Regions from separate parts of the Homo sapiens genome. Here region 1 is linked to region 2. A link is a contact called in ENCODE Hi-C or POLR2A ChIA-PET data. All regions are on one chromosome and are shown on one strand. Each heading gives the region's core, a stretch centred on a gene start or an enhancer-like site at or near the end of the contact. The rest is flanking DNA. Distances are from core to core; before and after follow the strand shown. Region 1 holds the start of DYNC2I2 (dynein 2 intermediate chain 2). Region 2 holds the start of PTGES2 (prostaglandin E synthase 2).

Evidence for each region. Hi-C counts contacts between places; a loop is a spot of excess contacts on that map. ChIA-PET counts read pairs that join two places held with the same protein, here RNA polymerase II (POLR2A). Pooled maps may share reads with other maps.
Region 1: a pooled map shows a loop between it and region 2 (14-fold over the local background). The contact joins the promoter of DYNC2I2 here to the promoter of PTGES2 in region 2. A Hi-C loop is called at or near these places in 1 of 37 single-sample maps with no recorded cell type and 6 of 50 pooled maps. POLR2A ChIA-PET finds 5 or more read pairs at or near these places in 1 of 52 experiments (Caco-2).

The regions. Positions count from the first base shown.
Region 1 is chr9:128,655,511-128,658,320 of GRCh38, reverse strand. DYNC2I2 (dynein 2 intermediate chain 2) reads left to right here and starts at 1,474. Exons shown (of 9, transcript NM_052844.4): 1 at 1,474-1,780. The coding sequence starts at 1,595. RefSeq lists enhancers at 774-1,417, 1,235-1,444, 1,418-2,062 and a silencer at 1,625-1,954.
Region 2 is chr9:128,126,185-128,128,978 of GRCh38, reverse strand. It overlaps PTGES2 (prostaglandin E synthase 2), which reads left to right and starts at 1,250. Exons shown (of 7, transcript NM_025072.7): 1 at 1,250-1,540. The coding sequence starts at 1,262. PTGES2-DT (PTGES2 divergent transcript) reads right to left here and starts at 450. Exons shown (of 1, transcript NR_024425.1): 1 at 1-450. RefSeq lists silencers at 240-349, 380-579, 1,220-1,509 and enhancers at 890-1,009, 1,650-1,729.

The DNA of each region.
Region 1 (2,810 bases), core at 225-2,724, 530 kb before region 2:
GGTGGCATGTGCCTGTAATCCCAGCTGCTTGGGAGGCTGAGGCATGAGAATCGCTTGAACTGGGGAGGTGGAGGTTGCTGTGAGCCGAGATCACGCCACTGCACTCCACCTTGGGCGACAGAGTGAGACTCTGTCTTAAAAAAAAAAAAAAAAAGTAGCATCTATCCTTCCCAGATCATTTTTTAGAATTTTTTTATTATTTTGTTGTTATTATTATTATTATTTTGAGACAGGGTCTCACTCTCTTGTCCAGGCTAAAGCACAGCGTGGTTCAATCAGGGCTCTCTGCAGCCTCAATTTCCCTGACTCCAGGGATCCTCTCACCTTGGCCTCCGGAGCAGCTGGGACTACAGGTGTGTGCCACTATGCCTGGCCAATTAAAAAATTTTTTTTTGTAGAGAGGGAGTCTTGCTGTGTTGCCCAGGCAGGTCTCAAACTCCTGGGCTCAAGTGATCCTCTTGCCTTGGCCTTCCAAAGTGCTGGCCATCTCGTCTGGCCTATTATTATTTTTTTAGAGATAGGGTCTTGCTCTATCACTCAGGCTGTAGTGTAGTGGTGTAATCATAGCTCACTGCAGCCTCAAACTACTGGACTCAAGGGATCTTTACACTCAGCCTGCCGAGTAGGTGGGACTACAGGCACGTGCCACCATGCCCAGCTAAGTTTTAAAACATTTTTTTTGTAGAGACGGGCTCTCACTATGTTGCTCAGGCTGGTTTCGAACTCCTGGCTTCAAGCGATCCTCCTGCCTTGGCCTCTCAAAGTACCGGGATTACAGGTGTGAGCCACCGCACCTGGCCTATTTGTTTATTCTTTATTTTTATTTTTTAGTCCTCAGGTCAGAATCTCCAGTTTTTTTAATTCCGGTGGGGCGCGCGGAATGGCAGAACGACATAATATAGTATAAAAAGCAATTCTTTCCTCAGGGTGAGAACTTAATAAGAAAGAGACGTTCTGGGCTCTTTGCCTGACACACAGTAGGCACATTATTTAGTTATTTGCTTTTAATTTCGATTTAATAAGCATGTTTCTGTAGAAGACCTCATTTGGGCCTCCCAGCTTTTTAACCACATTTAGGATCTCCGTAGGAATATTTTTCATCATCATTCTATTGAGACAGAGACTGAGGATTAAAGGGAGATCACTTGGCTTCGAGGTGACAGCCTGTTCGAGTGGCGCGGTTCTCGGATCTGCTGGAAGAATCAGCTGCTCAGCCAGATCTGCGCTCCCAGGCCCAGACCTCGCGGGCCGGCCACGGCCGCAGGCTGCCGCCCTCTCTTCGCTTCTGCGCTTGGCTGCTCAGCGCCATCTTTGAACCTGGCACCAATGCCTCACTTCCGCAGTTTCCTCGCCCAGGAGTAGCGCGCCTACTCTTAGAGTGCTTTTTCTGGGGACAGGGTATGCAAAACCGGTCATGCTTCTCTCTCTGGCCGAGAAGAATCGTTACTTTTCTTTCTTCCAGGTCTTGCAGGAGGCGCTGCGACCAATTCAAACATGGCGCCGTCAGCCTCACATTCCCCGTTTTCCGCTCATGGCGGCGTAGGGGCGGAGGTCGCGCCTGAGTGCGTCCGCACGAGAGGGCGGAACCGTCTCCATGGCAACCCGCGCGCAGCCGGGGCCACTCAGCCAGGCGGGAAGCGCTGGTGTTGCGGCGCTGGCGACAGTCGGGGTTGCGAGCGGCCCGGGGCCGGGGCGGCCAGGGCCGCTGCAGGACGAGACCCTGGGTGTGGCGTCCGTGCCCTCGCAGTGGAGGGCCGTCCAGGGCATCCGCTGGGAGACGGTGAGGGCGCGGGCCCCGCGCGGAGCGACGCGGGCGGGAAGGCGGGGTCGCAGCGCGGCTGCCGGGCGGGTTCGGGCGTCCCACCGTGGCTGCCGGGCGGGTTCGGGCGTCCCACCGTGGCTGCCGGGCGGGTTCGGGCGTCCCACCGTTTGCCTTTACAGTTTATTCCACAGAAACTGACCCAGAGGATACTTTCGGCCCATTTTTTAACAACAAAAAGTGGAAAAACAAAACACCTCCAAGGATCCCACGTTTTGAAGGATTTTGTGTGAACTGTAGTTTTTAAGCATTTCAAACAACTTTTTTTGGTTTTGTTTTGTGTTTTTTTTTTTGAACAGGGTCTCGCTCTGTCGCCCAGGCTGGAGTGCAGTGGTGCGATCTCGGCTCACTGCAGCCTCAGCCCCCGGTGCTGAGCGATCCTCCCACCTGCGCATCCAGAGTATCTGGGACCTCAGGCGCGGGCCACCACGCTGGCTGTTTATTTATTTATTATCTTGTAGAGATGGGGTCTCCATGTGTTGCCCTGGCTGGTCTCCAACTCCTGGGCTTAAGCTGTCCTCCTTCCTCGGCCTCCCAAAGTGCTGGGATTACAGGTGTGAGCCACCGCGTTCAGGCTTTTTTTTTTTTTTTTTGAGACAGTCTCGCTCTGTCGCCCAGGCTGGAGTGCAGTGGCGCGAACTCGGCTCACTGCAAACTCCGCCTCCCAGGTTCACGCCATTCTCCTGCCCCAGCCTCCCCAGTAGCTGGGACTACAGGCGGCCGCCAGCACGCCTGGCTAATTTTTTTGTATTTTTTAGTAGAGACGGGGTTTCACAGTGTTAGCCAGAATGGTTTCCATCTCCTGTCCTCGTGATCCGCCCTCCTCGGCCTTCCAAAGTGCTGGGATTACAGGCGTGAGCCACCGCGCCCGGCCTTCTTTTTTTTCTTTTTTTTGAGACAGAGTCTCACTCTGTCGCCCAGGCTGGAGTGTAGTAGTGCCAGCTACTTGGTTTCGGCGCTACTTGGTTTCTTTCTCTTTTTTTTTTTTTTG
Region 2 (2,794 bases), core at 1-2,500:
TGAAGGAAGTGGGTGGAGCAAAACCCATATGGGCGAGTGTCCCAGCAGCTGCCTCAGTTTCCCTATCTGTAAAACGGGGCTGGGGACCTGCAGCTCTCACGGGACTGGTTACCCGCTCGCGGGTGCTCGCCCTGCATCCGAGACAGCACCTACAACTCCAAACCCACTCGGGGCGGGTCGAGGTGGGCCCTTCGGTCCCTTCGAAGCCAACATCCCGATTCCCCTTCCCGGGAAGGCACCCCCGGAAACGCCAAGGTCGCTCCAGCAGTCTCCTCGGGTCACCCGCTTCCCCGAAGCCGTCGTCCTCGCCTTCCGCTCTCGTCTTCACCGGCATACTCAGGTCCCCGCTGGGGACTGACACTGCGGGCTCGGTCGCCGCAAGGACTGGAAGGAAGGTGGAAGATGCGGGGCGAAAGCGGAGCGAGAAGAGTGGGACGCGGCGGAGCAGCAGAGCCGGGACTCAGAGCTCCCCCCTCGCCCCGCCCCTCTCCCCGCCCACTCTGCGAGTCCCGCCCCCTCTCGGGCGCCGGGCGGGGCCATCCCGGGGCTGTCCGCGGAGACGCCTATGCGGTGGAGGCTCCGGGCTTCAGCTAGGGCGGGGGAGCCCAGCAGAAGGACCGAGCAGCCTGGCACCCCACTTTGCCATCCTCTCCCTGGAAATCTCGGGGTCGGCGGGCCGGCCGCTTCGCGTGGGCGAAATCAGAGACACGTGGTTTCCAAGGCCCCTTCGGGTTCGGGAAAATTTTATGGTTCGGGTCACAGTAGGAAGCGGACAATGAGGCGGGAGGGCAGAGAGAACCGCAACACCTGGTGCCGGGTCGGGTCGTTTCCGGGGCTTTCAGTGGCCGGAAGTCGCGGCGCCTGTACTGACTCTAGGAAGGGCTGGAGTTGTTTTGAATGGGCGCCCGTAAGAGAGGTGGGCAAGTACGTGTTACAGACGGCCACGCCGCCCTTTAGGCGGTCAAGGTGGGGCGAGGAGACGTTCGCCCCCCTGCAGTCGGCCGGGTCACTACCCAAGAGCCTTTGGAGGCGGAAGCATGGAACGGTCTGCAAACGTTCCCGAGCGGGCCTCTGCGGCTCTGGCGGGCGTTTCGAACTTGGGCGCCGGGCACACGCCCAGTCCCGAGAGCGCTGAGGGTTCCCTTAGCGTCGCCCTCACCCCGGCCAACCCGCGGGGCGCCAGAGTCCTGGCCCTTTAAACGCCGCGCGTGCCTCGGCGTCTTCGTTTCGCGCGCCCGCCCGCGGCGCCGGCGGAGCGAACATGGACCCGGCTGCGCGGGTGGTGCGGGCGCTGTGGCCTGGTGGGTGCGCCTTGGCCTGGAGGCTGGGAGGCCGCCCCCAGCCGCTGCTACCCACGCAGAGCCGGGCTGGCTTCGCGGGGGCGGCGGGCGGCCCGAGCCCCGTGGCTGCAGCTCGTAAGGGGAGCCCGCGGCTGCTGGGAGCTGCGGCGCTGGCCCTGGGGGGAGCCCTGGGGCTGTACCACACGGCGCGGTGGCACCTGCGCGCCCAGGACCTCCACGCAGAGCGCTCAGCCGCGCAGGTAAGGCCTGGCCCGGCCGGGGATGGGGATGCTGATCAGCGCCGAACTCGGGACTCCTGGGAACCCGCAGGGTCAGGAGTTGCCTCTGCCTGCTTGTGACCTTGGGCGAGTGACTTGGTCTGAAGTCTCCGAACCCTCTGTATTCTTTTGTGTAAAATAGGGGCACTCCTGATGCCTACTACCTGGAATTGTTCGAGTTCTCATAAAATCGTTCTTCTACCGTGGTTTTTTTTTTTTTTTTTTTTTTGGTTTGTTTATTTATGTTTTCGAGACAGGGTCTCGCATTATCGCCCAGGCTGGAGTGCGATCGCGGCTCACTGCAGCCTCTGCCTCCCAGGTTGAAGGGATCCTCCTGCCTCAGCCTCCCGAGTAGCTGGGACTATAGGCTCACCCCACTGCGCCCTGCTAATTTTTGTATTTTTTGTAGAGATAGGGTTTCACCATGTCGCCCAGGCTGGTCTCGAACTCCTGGCCTCAAGTGATCCGCCCACCTTGGCCTCTGAAAGTGCTGGGATCACAGGCGTGAGCCACTGCGCCCAGCCTTTACCATGTTTTAAGGAGACTTTTTTTTTTTGAGACGGAGTTTTTTTTTGCTCTGTTGCCCAGGCTGGAGTGCAGTGGCGCGATCTCGGTTCACTGCAACCTCCGCCTCCTGGGTTCAAGCAATTCTCCTGCCTCAGCCTCCCCAGTAGCTGGGATTACAGGCGCCTGCCACCCAGCCCGGCTAATTTTTGTATTTTTACTAGAGACGGGGGTCTCACCATGTTGGCCAAGCTGGTCTCGAACTCCTGACCTCAAATGAGCCACCCGCCTCGGCCTCCCAAAGTGCTGGGATTACAGGTGTGAGCCACGGAGCCCAGCCTCTACCGTGTTTTAAGACTTTTTTGATTAAGAGATGGGAGATCACAGGAAAGGGAAAGCCTTTTTCACTTTCCAAACGTTCATCATCCTCTCTCCCCACTGCCCCCAAATCCTAAGGCTGTGTATTTATTTAGTAGTAGTGGTGGTACCTTTATGGAACTGATGACTTAGACTCCAGGCTGAAACAGGAAGAGGTAGAAAGGTGCCCCCCCCAAGTGGTGACCCCCTAAGTGGTGGCCCAGCTGCCTTGAGACACTTTATACCTACCCCACACCTTGCAACTCTTCATTACTTGACTTCCCACCACCCGCCCACAGATGCTTATTTGCTGGACCAGAGGGAACAGAGGTGGGTAAAAAGGGCATGGAGTACTCTGTGTCTCCCTTCCTGCCT